Linked DNA regions of Homo sapiens: region 1 is linked to region 2. A link is a loop called in an ENCODE intact Hi-C map of the cell type or tissue named here. Cell type or tissue: endothelial cell of umbilical vein. All regions are shown on one strand. Links, peaks and the distances in the headings refer to the core of each region. The heading gives the core; the rest is flanking DNA.

Evidence for each region. A loop is a pair of places that touch in the nucleus more often than their neighbours do. Peaks named below come from ENCODE experiments on the same cell type or tissue, not always from the same donor. Only the 100,000 strongest peaks of a DNase experiment are listed, where the experiment ranks them.
Region 1: it touches region 2 in a loop (4-fold over the local background); 2 of 110 quality-filtered maps call a loop at or near these places.

Annotation. Positions count from the first base shown.
Region 1 is chr9:94,656,852-94,669,335 of GRCh38, reverse strand. No RefSeq gene overlaps it. Among named protein-coding and RNA genes, the nearest start is that of FBP1, 24 kb to the right of the region's middle. RefSeq lists a silencer at 1-109 and an enhancer at 97-236. In endothelial cell of umbilical vein, for the core only: no CTCF peak of the experiment used is centred there; no DNase peak of the experiment used is centred there; H3K27me3 peaks cover 1,424 bases.
Region 2 is chr9:95,051,124-95,063,607 of GRCh38, reverse strand. AOPEP (aminopeptidase O (putative)) reads right to left here. Exons shown (of 17, transcript NM_001193329.3): 14 at 2,798-2,914. Among named protein-coding and RNA genes, the nearest start is that of MIR6081, 8.0 kb to the left of the region's middle. RefSeq lists an enhancer at 121-830. In endothelial cell of umbilical vein, for the core only: no CTCF peak of the experiment used is centred there; DNase peaks (open chromatin) are centred at 7,737 and 7,867; H3K27ac peaks cover 1,107 bases.

The DNA of each region.
Region 1 (12,484 bases), core at 2,810-10,809, 390 kb after region 2:
TCCACCGTATATATGCCTGAAAAAAGGGAAGAAACTTTTTTCCTGGGAGCTCACTAAGTTGCTTATCTGTGCGCAGGTGCAGCCTGAGGTTTTTTGTTTTTTTTTTTCCCCAAGGTTGTTTCATTTTTGCCTGTTGCTGTAACTTTTCAGGCAGGTTGCTTCTGCAGTCTGCATTTTCCCCAACTGATTTTTTCCTTTCCTTCTTCTCACAGTGGCTCTCATCTGGGGTGACTTTGCCTCCCTGGGGATGTTTGGCAATAATATCTGGAGACATTTTGGTTCTCACAACTGGAGGGCCGTGGATGCTACTGGCACCTAGTGGTAGAGCCCAGGGAAGCTGCTAAACATCCTGCACTGAACAGGACATCCCCACAACAAATGAATTATTAGGTCTAACGTCAATAGGGTGGAGGTTGAGAAATCCTGCTATAAATCTCGTTTAAATCCGTGAGGATGTGGGCTTTTGAAATAATAATAAATAATTTTAATTTGATTTTCTGTGGTTATATTGCCATCCCTGGGACATGGAGGCAGAAGGTCTATTTGATTAGGGAAGGGCAGGGAGCAGGAGAAAATATCAAAGAGCATCTCAGTCGAGTACCACACAGCAATGAAAATGAATGAGCCATAGACACACACACCACACAACAACCAGATAACCTTGAACAAAAGAATATACAGCATGCGTTCATGTACATAAAGTTCAAAAACAGGCACAACTACTTTACTGAGGAGATTATAGCTGGACAGTAACACTACCAAGAAAAGCAAGGATATTATTGCCATAAAAGTCAGGGTAATGATTACCTCTGGGTGGCGAGTCAGAAAAAGGATACCAGGAGACTGGCATCATTCCATTCCTTGAACTTTTCATTTTCCTTTAAATAGTGCATTTTGTTTTATGAACTTCTACGTATGTTTCACAATTAAAATATAAAAAAAGGGGGACATTAGTTAACATTCAAAAATCTCATCCTCCTAAAACAGAAAGAGTCCCTAAGTGGAAAAACAGGTGAATTACTTTTCTTTTTTTTCTTTTTTCTTTTTTTTTGAGACAGAGTTTAGCTCTTTCCCCTAGGCTGGAGTGAAGTGGTGCCATCTCGGCTCACTGCAAACTCTGCCCCCTGTGTTCAAGTGATTCTCAAGCCTCAGCCTCCTGAGTACCTGGGATTACAGGCACCCACCACCACGCCGGGATAATTTTGTATTTTTAGTAGAGACAGGGTTTCTCCATGTTGGTCAGGCTGGTCTCAAACTCCCGACCTCAAGTGATCCACCTGCCTCAGCCTCCCAAAGTGCTGGGATTATAGGTGTGAGCCACTACGCCCAGCCAAACAAGTAAATTTCAAACGAAGTCTGGGGTTTAGTTAAGTCATGTACCAGTCGTAATCTCCTAGTTTTGACACATGTACTACGGTGATGTAAGATGTTCACAACTGGGGAAACCGGGACGGGGGGAAGGGTCTCTCTAAATTATCTTTGCAGTGTAGACCTAAAATTCGTTCAAAATTAAAAGTTTCTTTAAAAACAAGTCTCTAACACATTTCTAAATGTTTCCCTCTAACCTTTGGTCTTTTTCTCAGCTTTCAGTTTATCAACTTTTGATGATACGAGTAACAACGCTGGGAATAACAGCAGCTAATGCTTAAAGCAAGGCTAGCCCCACAGGCTGTGCTTCTGCTGTTGCTATTATGGAGGATTGGGGAAGTGCAGCAAAGTCTGAAGAAACAGAAAAAACAGCTACTCAGATGCAGTCACTATTTCACTGAGGCATGTTGCCGTCCTCTTTTGGTTTCTCTGTACATTTTAATTTGGCTTACACCATTTTGTAACCTGATTTTAAAAAAACTCTAAACATCGCCGGGCGCGGTGGCTCATGCCTGTAATCCCAGCACTTTGGAAGGCCGAGGCGGGCGGATCACGAGGTCAGGAGATCGAGACCATCCTGGCTGACACGGTGAAACGCCGTCTCTACTAAAAATACCAAAAATTAGCCAGGCGTGGTGGCGGTTGCCTGTAGTCCCAGCTACTCGGGAGGCTGAGGCAGGAGAATGGCGTGGACCCGGGAGGCGGAGCTTGCAGTGAGCTGAGATCACACCACTGTACTCCAGCCTGGGCGACAGACTGAGACTCCGTCTCAAAAAAAAAAAAAAAAAAAAAAAAAAGAAAGAAAGTAAATAATTAGACCAAGGTAGGAGGACAGAACATTTTTCTTTTTGTTTCTCCCACTTGACCATCTGAGGATTCTGTGCGTTCTCATTTTGGCAAAATTCAACAGGATATGGTATTGGCTCAATGTTACTCCTGCCTCGGGCAGCAGAGATGTATATGGCACCAACTCAGCAGCCAGCAGGAAAAGCCGTCTGCCCCACCTCACTCCTGCACAATCGCTCCTGGGGACATCACTACAGTACTGCCCGTGTTCAGTGTCCAGCTGAGAAGCACATCAGAGCCCACTCTGTCTGTTCAATGATCCTGTTTATTTGACCCTTATGACAAAAAGCGTGGAGGGGGCAAAATTCTGTCGCCCACAGCAAAATGTGGCATTTCCCTGGACATTGGAGTCTAGAACTTGGTAATTTAAGTTTGATTTATTTAATTTTGAATGTCACCCAGACACCCACATTGGTACAAACGTCATGGCAGGGTCAAGGGTCCCAGGTTGTTCAACAGCCACATCATCAGCTTTTTGCAAGAGCGGCTGACAACAACAGCGATTTCCCCATATGCAGGCTCAGGTCCGGCCCGACGGGGCTCCAGAGGCCTTACCTGCATCTGAACCTTGTGCCCTAAATTGAGCACCACACATTTCACAGCCCAGAAATCAGCTGATTCAGCTTTGTTGGAGTCTCTGGACTCGACCTTTCTCCTATAATCTCTAAGCTTGTTTTTAATAAATGTTTAACTTCTTGATTAATTTCAGTGATTTCTGAGGGTCATTTTTCACAGCTCAGATAATGAGTTCTAAATGCTTGCTGGGCTGTCCGCTCACTCAAAACTGTAAACGCTTCAGGTTGCTTTTTGTCTCCCTAATACTCTCCCTTATACTCTCCCTTATGTGGGAATGAAATTCAGTCTTTATTCTTTCTGCCATCTGCATAATTGCCAGCGTTTAAAGATGCTTGCTTCTCTCTTTCATAGCCACTGGGAAAAAAGTGTTTGTTCGACCTTCACTAAATTCGTATTTTTCTGGTGTCTTATGCTTATTTCTTGAAAAGTGGCATATAATTAATTCTTAAATGTTGATTTTTTCACTATACTGCCTTTTCTTCAGCAATTTACCTGTTTTTCATTTTCTTCCTCCCCATCCACTTATCCCAGGGAGAAAACTTTTCATCCACATCTTTATTCCATTTGCTTTTTAAAAAGCTTTCTGGTTCTTTGGAAGAAGCAAATGTGATCTGCTGCCCTAGAACCCAAGTGGTCTCCTTTGTCATTTTGTTTGAGCTCTGTGGGTCACATTCCCCATCCTCTGTTCCTGGGTATTGGACTTCGTGGCGCCACATAATCCTGTAATGGAACCACACTTAAAAGCCGGTGGATTCCTCAGAGTATGACTGCTCTCATGCAGTCCCATTACCAGCATTTGTCAGTACAGGACTGAGACAGCAAAGCTACCAGGAGGATATCTGAAAGTGGCAGGAAAGACCAGGATGAGTGGGTTTTCTCCCAGTGTTTCTTTCCCCTCTGGCCATACCACAGACAGACTTCTTTCCTTTTCTTTTTTCCATCTCCCTCCTTCTTACCATGTTGCCTTGTCTTATAATAGCACGTGCTTTAAACTTGCTATTGTATGCCCTGTGATATGATTTTTCAATCACTTATACACAGCATTTTAAAAACATAAGTTGAAGAATGCTGTACATACTGGTGGACACTTGTTTTTTTCGCAGAAATCTTTAATTTCAAGATGATTCCAATCTCTCTCTGTTCTTTTACAGAAATGTTATCAGACAGTATATTACTATTTTCACTTAACAATACGTAGACATCATGTTTCCATGCTTATAATCTCCCTTAAAATGATTTTTAAGAGACCTAATTTTCTACTTTGGGACCTGTCGTCTGTGTCAGTAACTCCTGTCTGCATCCCGCGATGTGCTATGTGGTTCCCGGGTGCTTCATCTACATTTGTGGCTGCACTAGAATTAAATCAACTCACTTCAATGGAAAAAGTCAAATGGTAGATTTGAAGAGTCAGAGTTGGGATTTAGAGAGATTGTAAGTTCTGCAGTCCAAAGGCACCCAAGATTTTTTAGTTTCTTGTTTCTGTTTGTTATTGCTTAATCTCTTTGGAAAAAGCAGAATTATTTTCTAACCTCTCATCAGAGTGGGGGTGGGTGTTCCTGTCACACAGGGAAGAGCAGAACCCATCCTCAGGCTCAGCATTGGCACATCATTTGGGTTTTCATCTCTGAGTTGATTGAGGCATGGACCTAGTTGGAAGGCTGGTGATTGAATGAGACAGTCTCTCGAGGCCTTTGCAACCCCGTTGGGGTTTTTTGTTTGTTTGTTTTTTGTTTTTGAGAGGGAGTTTCGCTCTTTTCGCCCAGGCTGGCATGTAATGATGCGATCTTGGCTCACTGTCACCTCTGCCTTGCAGGTTCAAGCGATTCTCCTGCCTCAGCCAGCTAAGTAGCTGGGATTACAGGTACCCACCACTATGCCTGGCTAATGTTTTTGTATTTTTAGTAGAAACCGGGTTTCACCATGTTGGCCAGACTGGTCTCAAACTCCTAACCTCAGGTGATCCACCTGCCTTGGCCTCCCAAAGTTCTGGGATTACAGGCATGATCCACCGCACCCATCCCAACCCTGTGGTTTTATAATTCCATGGTAATGTTAGGATGACTATCTTACACCTACTTTAAGATAAAACTCAGAAGATGGTGGAGACGTAAATTGAAGATTACCCTGGCTGGTCCTGAAAGCTTACAATTTGGCTTTCTTTCACAAGGGATAAAAATACTCCTTTAGTACCATGGTATTTTTACAGCTCTAAGATTATAATTTTTGAAGTGTAAGTGAGATCTAATTACCCTCCACCCCACCTTGTATAATGCTCCAGTGCCTTCTCCTTGCCAATAGAATAAATCCAAATACCTCATTGTGGCCCATAAGGCTCTACAATGAAGTCAACTGACTGTGACTGCCATGCCGTCCGTATTCTTTTATGTTCTGTCGATGGCTGCTTCCACACCACAATGGCAACACTAGACTATGGTGCACCAGAGACAGTATGGTGCTCAAAGACAGAAATATTTGCTGTCTGGCTTTTTTTTTTTTTATTCCAGGAAAACAAGCCCCCTCCTGCTGTATATGATCTAGCCGCTACCACCTCCCACCTGTTGACAGGTCAGCACGAACATCTGACCTCCATTGCTTCAAGACTTTGTCATCTCCACGGCTCTCAGCAAGCCAAGCTCTGTGACTTTGTCACTGCTCAGTGTACTTGAGTCAGCTCAAGGCTGCCTTTGGCTATTTGCACCCAAAGTCAATGAACTTTGGCTGAGGTGGGGTGGGACAGGGTCACAGGGCCTCCTAGGCATGGTGGCTGTTGACCATGTAATTATCTCTTGGAAGGAAAGTGCATATAAGGTATTCCTAAAACAACACTTGGAAATAATTTTTGAAAATCTGCTTTCCTAGGGAATGTAGGGAAGTTTAAATTTTTCCCCTGAAATTTTGATAATTTGGGTCTATAAAACACACTGAGACTAGATTGGTGGGAAATTTTATTAACGTGCACGTACATGCACAGGAGTCACACAAAATACGAAAACTCAAAGAATGGCAAGACGGTTGATGCTTAAATATCCTCTTGGTTGGAAAGAGGGGAGATGAAGGAGGTGTAGAAATAAACGATTTTCAGGGAAGATGGGAGAGCCCAAAGAACAATGGCCTGGAACCACATTTCTCGGGAGGTGGGGTCACAGGTTGAGGGGAGCGAAGGGAGGAACGCTGCTCACACCAAAGCTCTCATGTTACGCACGTGGAAATTGCTCAGGTAATCACTGAGCTGCTCTCAGAAAGAATGGGTGGGGCCTCAGAGAAAGCCTGGCTGTTTATTTCACCAGTGCAGACTTTTTCCTACAGACGCAAATCTCTTCCACAAAAGGTAGCTTTGCAGGGCTATTCCTGTCTGCAGGCCCTCCAAAGAGCCACCCCAAAGTATGACAAAGAAGTATATTTTGGGATAAAATATTTTTGGTTTCCTTTAAAAGAGAGCTGAGAAACCCAGGAGCCTAAGTAGAGGAAGAAGAAATAATATTAATACTGAGGAAGTTAGTTTTACAATGTAATAATGAATTTCCAAGTGCCTGAACCCCAAGAATTCTCTATAATAGAGGCTTCTAGACATAAGTATATATCAGAATCTTCTGAACAGTGGCCTAAAAATACACTACAGATTTCCTGGATTCTGATTCATTGGTTGAAGAGAGGGTGTATTGGGAATCTCTGTTTTTAGAATACCCTTCTCTGATTATTCTGATGCACAGTAGAATTTGAGAAAAACTACCACATAGGAATTGTCAGCAAAACTAACACAATAGAAAATCAAGCCTCTTTGCTAGTTAGAAAATTTCTTCTCAGTTGCCTACTGCCCTGGCTCTAGGGGGGTAATTCTAGCAGGAGAGAGGTTAGAATGCATTTAAAGGCTAAGGCAGGAGGATCACTTGAGCCCAGGAGTTTGAGGCAGTGAGCTATGATTGCACCACTGCACTCCAGTCTGGGTAACAGAGCAAGATCCTAGCCAGGGTGACAAACAAGACCAAAAACAACCAAGAATGTAACCACACCTGAATAGAACTCATTCACAAGTTAATCTCTGTTCCCTGTTCCATTCATTCTCCCTAGTAATCATTTATTGCCCCTCAACAGAATCACCTATATTCCCTATCTCCCCTCACCCCTCTGAAATAAGGCTGTATAAATATGTGGGCCCCAATGAGATAGGGAGCGATCACTCTGTGATTCTCCCCATGTGCACGTTAATACATTTTTATGCCTTTTCTCCAATTAGTCTTTAAAAACAAAAACAAATATGAACAAAACATCACTGAGAGAAGTGAAATAATACCTAAATAAATGAAAACTTATACATATTCAGGCGTCAAATTGCCAGTCAACATTCTTGCAAGATTTTGTGGGAACTGACAAACTGACTCTAAAATTCACAAGAAAACTTAAGAACCTAGAATACTCAAATGACTTTTGGGAAACAGTTGGGGATTAACACTACCTGATTTCAAGACTTATTTTAAAGCTACAATAGTGAAAACATATGGTGTTGGTGCACAGAGAGACAAATAGATAAATGGAATAGAATAGGGAGTCCAGAAATCAGAAACAGATCCACACATATATGGATAACTAATTTTTGACAAAGGTGCAAAGGCAATTCAGTGCTGGAGCAATTGGATCTACATTGGCAAAAATTGAACTTGGATCCATACCTTGCACCATATATAAAAATTAACTCAAAATATATCATAGACCTAGAGGTAAATCTAAAACTGTAAAATTTTGCCAGGCGCGGTGGCTCACGCCTGTAATCCCAGCACTTTGGGAGGCCGAGGCAGGCAGATCACGAGGTCAGGAGATCGGGACCATCCTGGCTAACACGGTGAAACGCTGTCCCTACTAAAAATACAAAAAAATTAGCCAGGCATAGTGGCGGGCGCCTGTAGTCCCAGCTACTCGGGAGGCTGAGGCAGGAGAATGGCGTGAACCCGGGAGGTGGAACTTGCAGTTAGCCAAGATCGTCCCACTGGACTCCAGTCTGGGTGACAGAGCGAGACTCCGTCTTAAAATAAAATAAAATAAAATAAAATAAAATAAAATAAAATAAAATAAAATAACTGTAAAATTTCTAGAATGAAGGAGTACAGAGAACTTTACCCTGAAATATGGCTTCCTGGTATAATGAGTATTTTGAATTAAAGGCCCTTAGAGGTCAACAGACCTTTGATCCGGAAGAGACTTTCTCCTACCTTCATAAAGACTAGATGTACCCATCAGGAGAACAATTGTTGTTCCCTCCCCCTCCCTATTATCTTATTATCTGTTGCAGAAAACAAGACCAAGGCGGTAACTCATGCCTGTAATCCCAGCACTTCGGGAGGTCAAGGTGGGCAGATTGCTTGAGCCCAGGAATTCAAGACTAGCCTGGGCAATGTAGTAAGACCCCATCTCTACAAAAAAAATTTAAAAATTAGCAGGACATGATGGCATGCATCTGTAGACCCAGCTACTCAGAAGGCTGAGGTAAGAGGATCAGTTGAGCACAGGAGGTCAAGGCCAAGATTGTGCCATAGCACTCCAGCTGGGGTGACAAAGCAAGACCAAAAACAACCAAGAATGTACCCACACCTGAATAGGACCCAATCACACCTGAATAGAACTCATTCACAAGTTAATCTCTGTTCCTCTTTCCATTCATTCTCCCTAGTAATCATTTATTACCCCTCAACACAATCACCTATATTCCCATCTCCCCTCACCCCCCTGAAATAAGGCTATATAAATACATTGGCCCCAATGGCATATGGGGCCATCACTCTCTGATTCTCCCCTGTGTGCACATTAATACATTTTTATGCGCTTTCTCCAATTAGTCTGCCTTTTGTCAGTTGATTTGCTAGTAAATCTTCACAGAGTGAAGGGGAATCTTTCCCTTGGCTCTTACAAAAACACAGGAAAATGTCTTATGACCCTGGGCTAGGCAAAGTGTTTTTGTTTAGATCCAACACCAAAACACAGTACATAAAAGAAAAAAAATTGACAAATTTGACTTCATCAGGATTAAGAACTTCAGGTCAGGTGAGGTGACTCATATCTGTAATCCTAGCACTTTGGGAGGCTGAACTGGGAGGATTACTTGAGGCCAGGAGTTTGAGACCAGCCTGGGCAACATAGTGAGACCATATCTCTACAAAATTTTTTAAAAATTAGCTGGGTGTGGTGTCACACACCTACAGTCCCAGCTACTCAGGAGGTTGAGGTGGGAGGAATGATTCAGCCTGGGAAGTAGAGGCTGCAGTGAGATGAAGTCACATCACTGTACTCCAGCCTGGGCTACAGGGAGAGACCCTGTCTCAAAAAAAAAAAAAAAAAAAAAGATGAAAAACTTCATCTCTTCAAAAGACACTGTTAAGAGAATAAAAGGACAAGCCACAGAATGAGAGGAAATATTTATAAACCATATATTTGATAAAAGACTTGTATGCAGAATATGTAAAGAACTTTCAAAACTCAGTAAGAAAACAACCAACCCAATTTTTATTTATTTATTTATTTATTTATTTATTTATTTTATTTTATTTTTTTGAGATGGAGTCTCGCTCTGTCGCCCAGGCTGGAGTGCAGTGGCACGATCTCGGCTCACTGCAAGCTCTGCCTCCCGGGTTCACGCCATTCTCCTGCATCAGCCTCCCGAGTAGCTGGGACTACAGGTGCCCGCCACCACACCCAGCTAATTTTTTGTATTTTTAGTAGAGACAGGGTTTCACCATGTTAGCCAGGATGGTCTCGATCTCCTGACCTTGTGATCCACCCGCCTCGGCCTCCCAAAGTGCTGGGATTACAGGCATGAGCCACTGCGCCTGGCCCAACCAACCCATTTTTTTTAAATGGGCAAAAGATTTGAATGAACACTTCACCAAGGAAGCTACATAGCTGGGAAACAAGCACAGGAAAATAGGCTCAACATCGTTGTCATTATAGAAATGCAAATTAAAAATCACCATGAGAGGCTGGGCACAGTGGCTCGTGCCTGTAATCCCAACACTTTGGGAAGTCGAGGTGGGAGGATCACTCGAGCCCAAGAGGTCGAGCCCATGATTGCACCACTGCACTCCAGCCTGGGTGACAGAGTGAGATGCTATCTCACACACACACACACACACACACACACACACACACACACACACACACACAAAATCATAATGAGAACCACTACGACTGTTAAAATAAAAACTTAAGACATTAAATTTAAGAGTTTAATTGAGCAAAGAACGATTCATGAACTGTGTGGCCTCCTGAGCCAGAATAGGTCAGAATAACGCTGGTGGCTGCCACGTGATTGGAGAGGAATTATAGAAAAAGAAAATTGAGTGCAATTTGATAATTGGCACAAGAGTAGGTTATAGTCTGTTTACACATCCAGTTAAGTTATAGTTCACTATGTACAGAGGAAATTAAGGCCCAACTTAAACTATGTATGGAGGCAGCTTTAGGGTAACCTTAGTTAATACCTATTAGAATGGCTAAAATTAAATGACTAATCATACTAGGTGTTGGGAAGATATAGATCACCTGGGAACCTGTAACAATGGTCCCAGGCTAATGGGAATGTAAAATGGTCCAATGGCTTTGGAAAAGTTTGGCAGTTTCTGAAAACGTTCACCATATAGCAGCCTATGACCAGCCATTCCACTACTAGGTATTTTCCCAAAAGAAATGAAAGCATATGTCCACACAAAAACTTGTATACAAATGTCTGCTGCAGCTTTATGTGAAATAACCCCAACCTAGAAAAGGTCCAAATTTCTCAACGATAAACATAAACAGACTGTAGTATATCTGGATGATAGAATGCTACTTAGCAATAAAAAGGGAATAATTATTGATAACTCAAAACAACATAGATAAATCTCAATTATGCTTTGCGAAAGAGCAAAAAAAGAGTACATGTAGTATGATTCCATTTATATAAAATCCTAGAAAATACAAAGTAGTCTATGGTGACAAAAGCAGACCAGTTGTTGCCCGAGTCTGTGTGAGAGGGAAGGGGTGGAGGGAGAGATGACAAAATTACACGAGGAAATTTCTGGGGGCAATGGATAGATATTGCAGGGACCAAGGGAAAAAGCTCCCCTGCATCCTCTAAAAACTTGCTGAAAAATCAATTTATAAAAGGCAGACTAATACTAGAAACAGCATACAAATTTATCAACGTGCATGGAGGGAAAATCACAGAAAGATGACCCCAACCCCCACGGGTGCAGAAGCTTGTGTATCTCCTCGAGGTTACAGAGAGAACAGGGGATCTGAGGGTGGCCCACAGTGGGTTAAGATGGCAAGTCGGGGGGGCCAGGTGCGGTGGCTCACGCCTGTAATCCCAACAGTTTGGGAGGCTGAGGCGGGTGGATCACCTGCGATCAGGAGTTCGAGAGCAGCCTGGCCAACATGGTGAAACCCTGTCTCTACTAAAAATACAAAAATACCAAAAAAAAAAAATAGCTGGGCGTGGTGGCATGCACTTGTAGTCACAGCTACTCGGGAGGCTGAGACAGGAGAATCGCTTGAACCTAGGAGGTAAAGGTTGCAGTGAGCCGAGGTCACACCACTGCACTTCAGCACCTCAGCATGGGCAATAGAGCGAGACTCCGTCTCAAAAAAAAGAAAAGAAAAAAAAGATGACAAATCAGCTTATGGCAGGGGCAGAAGAGGAGGCCTGGCTCACAAAGATGGTCTCTATGGACGCAAACCTCCCCCAGCAAGACAGCTTTTCAGCTATTCTTGGATTTCTAGCCCTTTTGAATAGCCATCTTAAAATATGCCAAAAAGTATATTTTGGAGTGAAATATTTTCATTTCCTTCAATATACTTATTATTCTGATTGTGGTGGTAGTTCCATGGGTATAGACATGTGAAAACATACCAAAGTGTGTATTTTCAGTGTGTGCAGTTTCTTGTCTGTTAATTGCACCTTGATGAAGCTGTTTTGAAAAAGGAAGATCTTCTTAGGATTCCTCACTTCCTGTGACTCTCCCACAGCAGCTGGGGGAATGGGCCAAGAGCAGAATCTGGTGACAAAGTAGCCTTGGGTGGCTTGGTTGGCCACACACGCCACTGAAAGCACCTCTCCCAGGAATCCAGTCGCCTCCAGTGCCTGCTGAAGCAAGAAAACCCTCCAAAGGATGACTCCAGCTGTGTCTGCATCATAATTAAGGCTGCAAAAACCCAAAATGAATGAAGTCTCCCCAGCTAATGTGCCACTTCTAATTTAATCTAATTGGCCTCTGAAAGAGAGCCTTGGCCTGCCTCAGAGGCAAAATCTTCCAAATGAAGTGAATTTAAACTAATTTAAGCTAACTAATTACAAACTGGGGGGTATTGTCACAAGACAATTGTTATTGTTCTTTGATTGCTTGCTCAACTGGATTATTTGCTCATTACCTTCAGAGCTGTTGGGACTTTCATGGGGTGCCCCTTGCCGCACATCAATAAGGCATTCTACAAGGCAGCCTGGAGTGGAGGGTCCCCACACCAGATTGGCATGGGAGCGCTGAGGATTAGCTTGGCTTTCTGCGTGTTTGGAGAATCTTAAAGCAAATGCACAGCATGTGCTGCTCATTCAAATAACCTGCAGCTAACTACACCTCTTTTTGGAGACGTAAGTTTTTCTTTAGCTTCGGGATGTAGGTTATGAGTTTTGAGGTCATCTGTTGAACCAACCTCTTTATTGTTCAGTCGTTCT
Region 2 (12,484 bases), core at 3,186-11,185:
TGCAGCATGGGCCTTTCGGATTCGTGGCCACCAGCAAAACAACACAGGGGGAGCCCATCCCCTGAGGCATGGCCCCAGTCTGAAAGCGCTCAGTGGAGTCTGCAGAGATCTGAAAGCGCTCAGTGGAGTCTGCGGAGATCTAAAAGCGCTCAGTGGAGTCTGCGGAGATCTGAAAGCGCTCAGTGGAGCCTGCAGAGATGCTGCTGCCTGAAGGTCAGTCATGGACTTCCTGGGGGAAAGAGGTCAGAAAGGCAAGGTCCAGGGATCCTCATCTCACTGCCATGGGTAGCTATTTTTACAGCTTAAGAGACCTGCTAAGGCAGGCAGGAAATGTGTTACTTAAAAAGGGATCTTAGATAACATGTTTTGTTCCCAGAGTTAGCTGTCAAATATATTTTTTAAACTTTTATGGCTATTTGAGAAATATACTCAAAAACTGCAGAAAGACAAGGTGCTTCTGTGGAACGGATTTCCCTTCGGCTCATTTTCCGTGCTGGCTGCAGTGGCCCAGCACCCGCCCATAGTCCTGAGGCCTGCTACATACAAGATGGCTGACTTTGAGGTCAGCTTCACTCTCCAGGCCAAGGAGCATCAAGGAGCGCAGCCTGTGCCCGCCCTGCAGAGGGGTGGCAAGGCAGGAGGTAGCCTGGGATGGTTTGCCTACTCCACCCATGCTCTCAACTCTGTCTGTCCTTGAGCACTTTTCCTTTCACATTCTGAACACGGGGGCATTGCCTCCATGAAGAGCATACACCTGGGTCTTCACATCACGTGATGCAGGCACATGGAGGGCAGGCAGGGTGTGCATAACCTGAGATAGTATTCAGAACCCTGGCCCCACAACCCCTCGACATTCAAGCCCTTGGCAAGCAGCCGCAGCAGACTCAGTGCTACACTCAGAAAATCAGACCAACAGATCAGATGCTCTGTGAACACAGCCCATACACAGAAGCACCACACATAGAAAGAATGGTTAATAGTAATCTCGTCCCTCCTTTCTTCCTTCTCTGTGTGGGTGGGCCTGTACCGGCCCATCCACATGAAAAGAGGGAGGGACAGACCGGGATGGCAGCCCAGGAGCTAAAGCAACCATGGAATAGGCTTCTCACTTGCAGCCGCTACATCCCGAACACGCTGCTCAGCCAACAAAACTCCTCAGTGCACTTTGCCATGAGGAGCAGGAACAGCTGGAGGCAGCAAGCTTACCCTTCTGGAAAGGCAGCTTTACATATGCATCTCGGTCACATGTAGAGCAAGGGAAGCCTTTCTGCGTTATCTCAAAAATATAGGGGCACAGAAGGTAAAGAAATCTGCCCCCACCAGGTCCCAAGCACCCCTGCGCTGTACTAGAGATCTGCCCCGTTAGCCTGGGCAGGTGTTTCTGAACCAGCCACCTAATTCAACACTGGCCTTAGCACCCACAGCCGTTCTTCTCAAAGGTTCTAAGAGGTTATATATAACAACTAAGTTGAGCTGCAAGAACAGGACATGTTTTATGCTAAACGGAAGGGGGCCACCTCATGGTTTCCGGACATCAAGTGACAGGTGCCCGGTGCCTGCTCTGATCCTCCCCTCTGGTCTGTCCATGCCCATCACAGGGTCCTGGAGGTTTGGTGGTACTCCACCCTGATTAAAACACAGCCTAATGACTATATATAGCAAAGTCTTTTAAACACTAATTAAAAATAACAGTCTGGCATTTGAGAACTCCTACATACAAAAATATAAGAGCTGAAATAAACAGCAACAGTTGTAAATTTGGTCTATGCTCAGGTGGGTAAAAAGCTACATGTCCCCTCTGGAGTTTTTCAATCACTGTTGAGTTTATGGGGCTTTAAAATGCCTAACAATGGCCATCTTACCTTTTGGTTAATAAGGAACGGGCTTTTCTCAATTACTCCATTTTAATGATTATAAAATTCATTACAATAATATTTAACCTAATATATCCCAAATATCACTAACACTATAATCAATTGGGACACATTAAGTTATTTTGTCTTTCTTCATTCCAGTGTCTTCACTATTCATTGTGCATTTTATACTTACAGCACATCTCAACTCAAAATAGCTGCATTTAAGTGTTTAACAGCCACACATGGCTAATGGCTGCTGTACTAGACTGCACAGTTTTAAAATGTTCAAAACCAAACTTACTTTCTGCATTTTGGGAGTCTTATATAAAAGAGGTTTTCTGTTTAAGCTCTTGTTTTTACTTAAGATGTCTGAATACATTATTTACTATTTTGTATTTTTTTAAAACCCTGGAATTTGTCTTAGGATTCACACTGCATTCCTCACAATAAGGTAGAAGATATTAAGGACTATATCACATTGCTTTCTCGCAAGCATCCAATTGCCTTTTCCAACTACAGCTGCTAGATTTAGTTTTCATTCCCTTTACACATGGCTCCTTTCCTGCCCTAACTGAATGCAACCAAGAAGCTCTGACACATCTGAGCCAAGTTTCCTTAATGTGCAACAGAATGGCACCACCGTCAGTGGGCACAATGACCCACCCAAGTTTACAACTCAAAAACATTCCACTCATTCCTTTAGGAGACTTATGTCCATCTTTATGATTTAAGAAGAGGGAAAAACTTAAGACCTCAAAATACTCTGATTAGAAGCATAAGCATAATCAGATTAAAGCACTTAGTTCTTCACTCATACAGCAAACACATGAGATTTTGCTAATAGAAATGGTGGTTTCAATAGTTTGGGACTGCAATGGGATCACCATTCTTCAACAACAGTGGGGACCTGCTGGTTAAACTCCGAGAGTGTTCCTGGTTACCTCTGCATCCTGATCCTGGAGGTGGTATGTCCTCTGGAGGCTTTGCAGAGTTCGGGGGCTCAGAGTCTTCTGCTCCAAGAGATGCTCCAGAAGCAAGACCAGCTGGTCTGGAAGAAGCTAAAGACAAAACCAAACAGCCTATGAAAATGCCATTCAGTTGATGAGAAACAACACCCAAATGTTCAGACTGAAGACCACATACCCAGGGTAACCTGGGTGCTTTCAGCATATATTGGCAACATGGAAAGACTGTTCGGCTGACTTTTGTAATTCCTCAGGGCCTACATTGTCTGTATTCCCAAAGACACTACATTCTGGGGTCTGCTTTGGCCCCGTTTTCCATGACTAATCATTTCAGTTCTATACTTAGAGCAGATCAAAACTGTGCTTATCTTAATAAAACATTATCGTGGTTTACTGGATCTCTTCCTTTACAGCACGCATACACCAGAAAATGTAATTTAGCCTAGACAAAGATTCAAGGAGCCATCCAATTACAGGCAAACACCTGGAAATTTCACAGAACTAAGATGCGGCATTCAGTCTTTTTACCACATAAGCTCTGCAAATATACCTGCTGCACACTGAGAAATAAAGAGCACATACTGAAAGAACTGTGTCTTCCCTCCATTACGAAAATCATACTTATAATCCATTAAAAAGCTCAAAAGGCTGTACACAACTATATGTGCAGCTATACACACAGACACACAAAGTTACCCATATTCCTGAGTTCTCATACAGGAATGGTCAAAAGTGGTGTTACAAGTTAAGGGCAAAGACAGGAGATAGTCTTAACATGGTACAAAAATAAAACACAATGTATGTGAAATACAAGAAATGAAGAGAAGCATGTGTAAGACTTCATCCGTGTTACTCGCTATGCAACAGCAGGGCCAGGCCTGGTGGCCCTGTGAGATCGGCCCTGTAGTGCACTGGAGGAAGAATCAATTTGAGATATGCCTTGTAGGAAGTGAAAAATATTTACTCTAAAATCAAGATTTTAAAATTAATCCTATGAATTCCATGGTTCTCTCTGCTGAGCTTCTCTCCATCCCTGTGTATGTGCAGATCATTCCTGTCAATCCCAATTACAGGTCTGGAAGCTGATATCAAGTCAACAGTACATTCATAAGAACACCTGGATTTTAACTGCCACTTTCTGGTGTTCTAAAACAATTTTTAAAAAGTACTGGTTTCCCTCCCTGCTCCTCATCTTTCTGCCCCCAAGTGTGCACTCTGCCTGACCCTCCCTACCCCCTACCCCCTTACCCCCTCACTCATTCACACACACATATACTTTTCCAAAAGGTATGCGGGGGGCAACGGGCAGACAGCAAGCACTGCAAACACCACACCCACCGCACCATTCCACTAGGTATCTGTTTTCTCACCTCACTCTTCTAAGTTCTAAGAAAGCCCCCACTTGCCTACAGACAGAGGCAGAAAGAAAGGAGACAAGACACCAATGCAATCACTTGGTTCTTGGGTATATTCTGTACTTCATGACATCGCTTCATCTGAAAGACATGCTGTGGCTATTCTCTCAGGAGAAACAAGGCGCCTTCAGCAAAACTGCAGTACAATCAGCACTGACAAGGACCCAAAGAATTACTAACACTCCATTTCTTTTCATGAGAAGTCAAGTAATTGCAGCATGTTTTAAAGATATCAAATTACTACATAACTACTTGTAACAAAATCACCCATCCACCATACGGTATTAAAAAGAAATCTACTGTTTTACAGAAGAGGCCAAACCCAGGCGCCCAGCCTCTGGTAGGCCTCCTCACCATTCATACCATGAACACTGCCGGGTGCATGTGGGTATCCAGCACTTCTGCCCAGGCAGCCCAGTGAGACTGGTTCTCTTTCTCCCTCTGCCCTCCTTCTCCTTCCAGTTCATCTCACCCTTCAGCCTCCTGTGATGTTCCGAGAGAGGTGCTTTCCTGCAGGAGGCTGGGCCTTCAACCCATGGCCTCAAGTACCCCTAACCCGTCTCCCAGGGCCACTGACTGAATGCCCTCCAGCCCTTGAGCCCTCTTCCCAGTGTCTTCCTTTTCACCCCAGTCGTGGGCTCTCCCCACTTCACCTCACTACTACCCTTTGTTGTGCTGCTGTCAAACAGCAGCTCCACGAGGGGTACCCAGGCCAGGCCACAACAGGATGGGGACCTGCTCTACCCCACAAACACTCAAAACTGGTGAGCAGCATTTCTCAAGACAGACAGTCCGAGGACAACAGGCGCCTGGCATCAAGGCCCCTCCAGACAAAGGCAGGCAGGCTTTGGGGAATGGGCTCAGCCTCACAGAGAAGTGATTCTCGGCACCACCAGCCCCTAAACACCCTTTGCCAGAAGTGGGGCCTCGTTTGCTAACTAAATACAGAAGGAACCAGCCCTGCCAAATTGCAGAATTACAGGGAAGGGGAGAGTAGAAAGAAAAGCATCTCCCCATATTATACGCTTGTGCTTACAAAGAAGCCTACTGTTAGAACTCTCATTTGGGATTTGGTCTAAACTAAAGAGACACACAGAGCAAAGAAACCCTGAGTAAGACAACTAGCTTGGTCCTCAACTTAACCCCAACTAGGTTTAACCAATAGATACAGCTCCAGTTTAAAATCAAACAATTACCTATATGTGAACCTACAAAAATACCTGCATTCATACCTGTATATCTGAGTTTTCTTTTAAGCTGAAAGCTCAGCAACTCTACACAGAAACAGAACCAAAAGGATCAATGGAAGCTTTTGTCCTCTCCAAATTTTACACAATGAAAATATTTAAAGCTAAACTCCCTGACTTAAGACCGCGAGATGGAAGTAAGGGAGGGAGCACACTGACTGACTCTAATTTGAGAGAGGTAAGAAGCAAGGATGGACACTCCCCTCAGGTATCTGCTCCCCCTAAAACAAGGCCCCCGACCACAGTGCTGCCAGAGCCAGCTTCATGCTCCCAGGTTTCTGTGAGTCCCATTCTTCTGAATAGACTTGAAATGACTCTCACTTGGTAAACAACCTGCGGCCACCTGGCTTTTAGTTGTAACTATTCTAACTCATGGGGGGAAATGTAGTTTCTGAAAAAAGTAGGGAAAAAAAATCAGTGAACAAACGTTATTTTGGGACACAGACAATAAAACTAATAAAGCATCTTTCATTCGCAAAGTACACATTACAACATTTTTAAAGGATAAGATAATAGACCTTAAAAAGAGCATATTGAAGCAAAAATGTGGTTAAACAGCTTCCATACATTTGTCTTTGTAAAATAAACATTTGCTCCCCGTAAAGCCACCCTACAAATGAAAAAGCAGTGGTCATGTAATAAACCAAAATGTTTGTAAAGCAAATGAAAGAGACCACGTATCAGCAGATGTGCTCAAGGCAGCACCGGGTGGTACGAGGAGCCCGGGGCGGGCACAGGGGGAGTGGGACATGCTATGTGGACCACTCCACTTCCACCCACGTGGAAATCAAAGCAAACTTCACATGACTTCTAGGCCAGCTGCGTTTATTTATTTATTTTAAGATCAGCTGAATTTAAGACTGAAAGGCCAGCTGTGTTTAATACAGCAGCACTGGCGGGAGAGAGATAAGGCTTTGGTCGTACCACAGAGTGATCGTGAAAAATAAAGGACCTTACCTCCAAGCATCACCACCTAAGAAAGCAGCTCCTTCAGACAGTATAAAAAGAACTTGCCTTTATTTCTGGGGGCCCAACAGTGCTCACACCCACAGTTCAACAGTGACAGGAATGCAAAAGTCCTTTCCTTTGCATAAACAAGAAATTCATGATGGGGTTATTTTTTCCATACAGAGACCAGCTCATTATTTTTAAAATGCATCTGCCTCGGAAATTTACACAAAATAGGACTACAAGGTGCCAAAGTGATGTGGGTACTTGCAAGAGAACTTCACAGAACTATGAAACTTACTGAAATGAGTACAAGAAATAAAATGCTAAACGAGGTCAGTCAAGTACAAATGCTGCTTGTTAAGGATTTTAGAAGTCTGTGTTCTACTCTAAACATGGAAGATCTCATAGTTGCTAAATACTAAGAACTGTACAAAGAAAAAAGTCCACTGCATGTTTTTCCCAACTTCAGAGTCGACGCAAGCTGTACGACTTTGAATGGTTTGGGAGAGTTTTTATGCATGCTCCTGGAAAGAAAATATGAATTTTCCAAACCCACCCTCCTAAACTAGAGGCAGCTCAACTAAGAAAAACCCCTGACTCTTGCAGAAGCCTCTTACTGCTGTCACGGGGGCATCACTCACTCTGTGCTCCCAGAAGACCACCCACGCAACTGAGGTTCCGCCACCATTTCTTCCATTAGCATGATGCAGAACAGGCCAGCTCACCTCCTACATCAGAAAATGCCACGGACATGTCCCATGACTGACCTTGCAGAGGCAGGGCCTGTGACAAGAGACCAGCAAATGGCAACATCCAAGCCCCATTGCCTGCACCCCTCCGAAAGCAAAGGAGGGCACCTCCCGGCGTGGCCCAGCTGGTGCGCTGCAGCCTCACACGAAGAAAGTCACTGTGCGGCTCCCCAGACAGAGAATAAGCCTGGGACTAATGCAGCCACGGATTGACAGTGGCATGAGTTCTATTATTACCCCATTATCACTCTGGGATCTGTGCCTAAATGAAGCATGCTTCCTCCCTGATGCCATTTCCTTTTATCCTGGCTGGAGACTAAAAGCGGATCAATGGGGGCAATACATATGATGTCACTTCAATTTACAGCCACGGCCTCCCCCTCTCCAGTCTGTCTGAAACACACAGAAAGATCAATTCTTCCCAAAAATGGTTAAAAAATGCTTAGGGAGCATTCTTCTTCCAGAAAAGCATTCTCTGCTATATTTGTCTATGTTACTACGCAGGGAACTGTTTACATGGAACAAAAACAGAAGAAACGGTGGGGGTGGGGGAAATCTCAAATTCTGTATGCTGGAGACTTGCTGGCTGAAATTCAACACAAGCAGGGTCCTTTGAAAGTCACATGCAGGCGGCCTTCGGGCAGGGGCACAATAGAAACCAGTTTTCTTTTGCCCCTTGGATTAAAAAGGTGATCCCACTGACATAAAATATCTTTCATTTTTATCAAGTTCCCCCAAAGGCTGACAAATCCCCTTTCACTCTTCCCAGAAAACACACCCACCACCTTAGCAGACCCTCAGGTTGCCCCTTCAGTCCACAGGAATGGGAGGAAACAGCTTCTAATCACACAGTGCCCTCATTAAAGGAGACAGAAAGCTTGGCTACAGGACACGAGACAGAACTTATAAACTAAGTCATCTTCCAGACTCGGCTCTGAACCAAATAAAACACAGTGAAAATCTATACGCTGCATAAATTTTCACATGGTGCTTTTTGCCAATAAGGCAAAATTAAGATATAATCAATGAAGTTCCTCAAAACAAAACCAAGAGTTCTCCCTCCTCATAATCCAAAAAGAAACAGAAAACGTTCAGAGCCACAGAACCCAGGTGCAGTCACCCCTTACTGCCCACACACTAGCCAGGCCACAGTCTTCAATAAATGGTCTTCTTCCATCTGTTACTTTTTAAATGATAAACATTTCTAAGAAACAAAAGTAGACAACTTAATAATACATACACATATCAGGTGTCTGCCCAAGAGCCTGCCTACTAGGATATCATGACAGAAATGAAATATATTTATTCTAAATTAGTAATTTGTATAATGGAAAAATACAATTGGTTTGAATTGCTGCTGAAAACACAATTCAGAAAAGAAAAACCTTTATATGTTGAAGCAAAAACTTAACATATTTTAAAGAATTGCCGAAACTTACAAGTAGAAGTCTCTACTGTTCACATTATTTGTGGGGCATAAAATTGGATTTGCCAGCAAAGGAAGCCACCAAATAATTAAGAGGAAAAAAATTTTCTTCAAAATAAAGAAAATCAATCAATTGGTGCATATTTGTCTAGCAGAATCAGTTATTTCTGATTATCAAACATCTTTAGGGAGTATGTCTATAAACAAATTTTGGAAAGAAAATTCAAGTAGCAGCAAATATTCATATAGCTCATTTTATACAAAGAAAAGCATATTTATTAGATTTTTGGGAAATTCTAATAGTTACAGTTCAAAAAGATTACTACAAACTTTGAGCCATGGTTTGCTTGTGGAGTTTCTAAAAGTGGCACCACAGAACCTAAAACAGACACATACCATCATTCGCAAATACTATCTGAAATAATTTACTGGCATAAATAATTCTCATGTTTCCAGATTGTAAGTGTCAAATGTTCCCGTGCTATTATTCCCCTAACTCTTGTTAAAAGCATACACTATATGCAATCTAACACAAAGCATATTATTTAAATGATGAAACATGCAATCCTCTGGTCAACTGGATCTCTTACAACCACGTGTACATTAATATTTTATGTTATTATATATGTTGGAAGCATCATAAACACTCAAATTGAAAATTTCCAAGTATTTCACAAGAGATGTGTGGGATCCTTGTGTCCACCTCCCCAACCCCAGATCCTGCCAGACCAATTACAAGGGGCCAAAGGGAAAACATTCCTGATCTATGCTTCTCAAGAAAATAATCACTCATGAAAAAGAAACTAAATTCCTAAGTGATTCTGTCTATTCACCCTGCCATGACAACAATGGCATGTTCAATATATGCCTGAATATTTCTAAAGAAATTGGAATACTTTAAAGTATCAGAATATTCCTAACTTTTCTTGTATTCACATTTTCATAAAAATTTCCTTCTTTTTGTTTCCTTAGAATTAATGCTTTTGCCACAAGTGGTAGCTCACACCTGTAATCCCAGCACTCTGGGAGGTCTAGACAGGAGAATGGCTTGAGCTCAGGAGTTTCAGACCAGCCTGAGCAACACAGTGAGACCTCGCTCCCTACCCACCCCCAAAATTAGGTGTGGTGATATGCATCTGTAGTCCCAGCTATTTGGGAGGCTGAAGTGGGAGGATCATCTGAGCCCTGGAGTTGGAGGCTGCGGTGAGCTATGATTAATCCAGTAGACTTCAGCCTGGGCAACAGAGCAAGACTCTGTATCCAACAACAACAACAACAACAACAACAACAAAAATGAATTAATGCTCTTACCTAAATTAATAACAGTGTACGTAATATACTTGTTGTATTTATCTTGAAGGAGAGTATACATTTTATAATTCTGAGTTCCTAATTTACAAACAGTGACATTTGCTAGCTCCAATTCTAGTTATACATTAACTTATAACCCCCTAAGGCCCAGCATATGAGTATACCTTTACTGTAAAAAAACGGTTGGTTGAGTATATGAATCAAAACATCCTATATGGTATGTAGCCATGCAATGGAATACTATGTAGCTATTAAAAAGAATGAGATGGAATTATTTTTGTAATATAGGAAGATGGCAAGAAATGTTTTTAGAAAAAAGGTTCAGAATAAAATGTAAACTATGGTTCAATTTGTGTAAATTACATTCTAAAGATACATAATAAGAAAATAAGGAATGCTTTGTGTCAACTGTTTCTCCGAGTAACCTACCTGAACTCTCTGGCTTCCCCTCTGTCCATTTTTCTGCTTCCAGCTGAAGCTGAAATATTTTTCTTAAATCATGCTACAAGTATTTCCTAATAATTCACTTAAAAGAGAGATCTACTTTATGAAGAAATTCATTACCACAACCAAACCTAAGAACACTGAAAATAATTAAAGCATGTGCTCTAACAAAGTACTGAACCAGGCAACTGGAAACCAGGGGTTTCTCTAAAGCTGGCCCGGTAGGTATGGGAAGACCTCCTAGCACTAAGTGTGCACCGAGAAACCTATCATTGTCTCTCTAGTCTTAGTCATAACATTTTAACATTGGTTCTGTGCAAGCAGCAATCAAGAACTGGAAGAATTTAAAATTTTCCAAATATTCTGTAAACAGATATATAGGAAGCACAGTGTCAAACAGTCACATGCTCAGGTTTTTAGGCTGTTACTTACAATACTAACAAATTATAAAATATATTCAGATTTTTTTTCCAAGGGAAAAAACCAGTAATTTCATCCAAACCCAGAATTTCTTCCTTTCTATAACTTCCTATATTACTCCAATATGTCAAAAATCACAATCAGATGGTCTGTGTAGGATTATTCATTACAAATTTAGTAATTTTAGTTAATAATTTATCAACACGATTCTTCTTTGGTTAAATGTTTTTTATACAGCCCTATATTCCTGGTGAATAGTAATCTATACTATGCACAAAATTACTGTGTTCATATGGACAAATAGGCAATCATCACTAACATTCAGTGTGATAATATGGTTTTTCCTCTAAATTAGAAGGGATTAGCAAATGGGGAAAAAACTCAGCTCTTACAGAAAATACCTATCTTCAGAATTTTATGTACAGAAAATAGGATCCTCTCCTTTTGAGTTTAAACAAGGAATAACCGAGTTCAAAGAAAACTATATTTTAACTTCTATAAAAGGAATATACATTTTTAAGGCTGTGTCTTAAATACTGGAACCAGATTTTGCTCATGTCATGTGCTATCTACCCCCATCCTTGATAGTCAAATGTTTATCACATTGAAATAAACGACTTAATGCCCAATATAGTAAGAAGAAATAATAAGGTAACAATGTCTGCAAGAATAGCTGTCAATTAACAATCTGGTGATTTAAAAGAATTTATTAAAAGCAAATTTATATAGCAACACATGAAAATTCAGACCAGGAGTGGTTCTCATTCCTCAACTAGAACATATCTAAAAAATACAAATTTATCAACTTAAAAAGTTTCATAGGCCAGGCACGGTGGCTCACGCCTGTAATCCCAGCACTTTGGGAGGCCGAGGTGGGCAGATCACGAGGTCAGGAGATCAAGACCATCCTGGCTAACACAGTGAAACCCTGTCTCTACTAAAAATACAAAAAATGAGCCGGGTGTGGTGGCAGGCGCCTGTAGTCCCAGCTACTTGGGAGGCAGAGGCAGGAGAATGGCGTGAACCTGGGAGGCAGAGCTTGCAGTGAGCCAAGATTGTGCCACTGCACTCCAGCCTGGGCAAAAGAGTGAGACTCCGTCTCAAAAAAAAAAAAAAAGTTTCATAAACATTCTTTACAGTACAGATCTGGTTAATTATTCTTCATATTTAAAAAGCTAATGGTAAAATGACTGAAAATGCCTCTTTAATTATAACAAACTGCAATCAATGAAATGATAGCTCTGCAATTTTTTAAAAAGCAAATAGATGGGCTGTATGAGGAGTTATAACAATCTAGTTTGCTTTATGTGCAAAAACTCAACTGTATGTCTTAGAAAGATCTCTCCCTTTGCCTTCCATAGTCTCCTTGTTAAAACTTACTATTAACGATTAAGGGTTTTTTAAAATCAAAACTCACAGTTAAAAAAAAAAAGTATGGCTGGGCACAGTGGCTCACTCCTGTAATCCCAACATTTTGGGAGGCCGAGGCAGATAGATCACAAGGTCAAGAGATCGAGACCATCCTGGCCAACATGGTGAAACGCCATCTCTACTAAAAATACAAAAATTAGCTGGGTGTGGTGGCGCGCACCTGTAGTCCCAGCTACTCGGGAGGCTGAGGCAGAAGAATCACTCGAACCTGGGAGGCGGAGGTTGCAGTGAGTCGAGATCACGCCATTGCACTTCAGCCTGGGCGACAG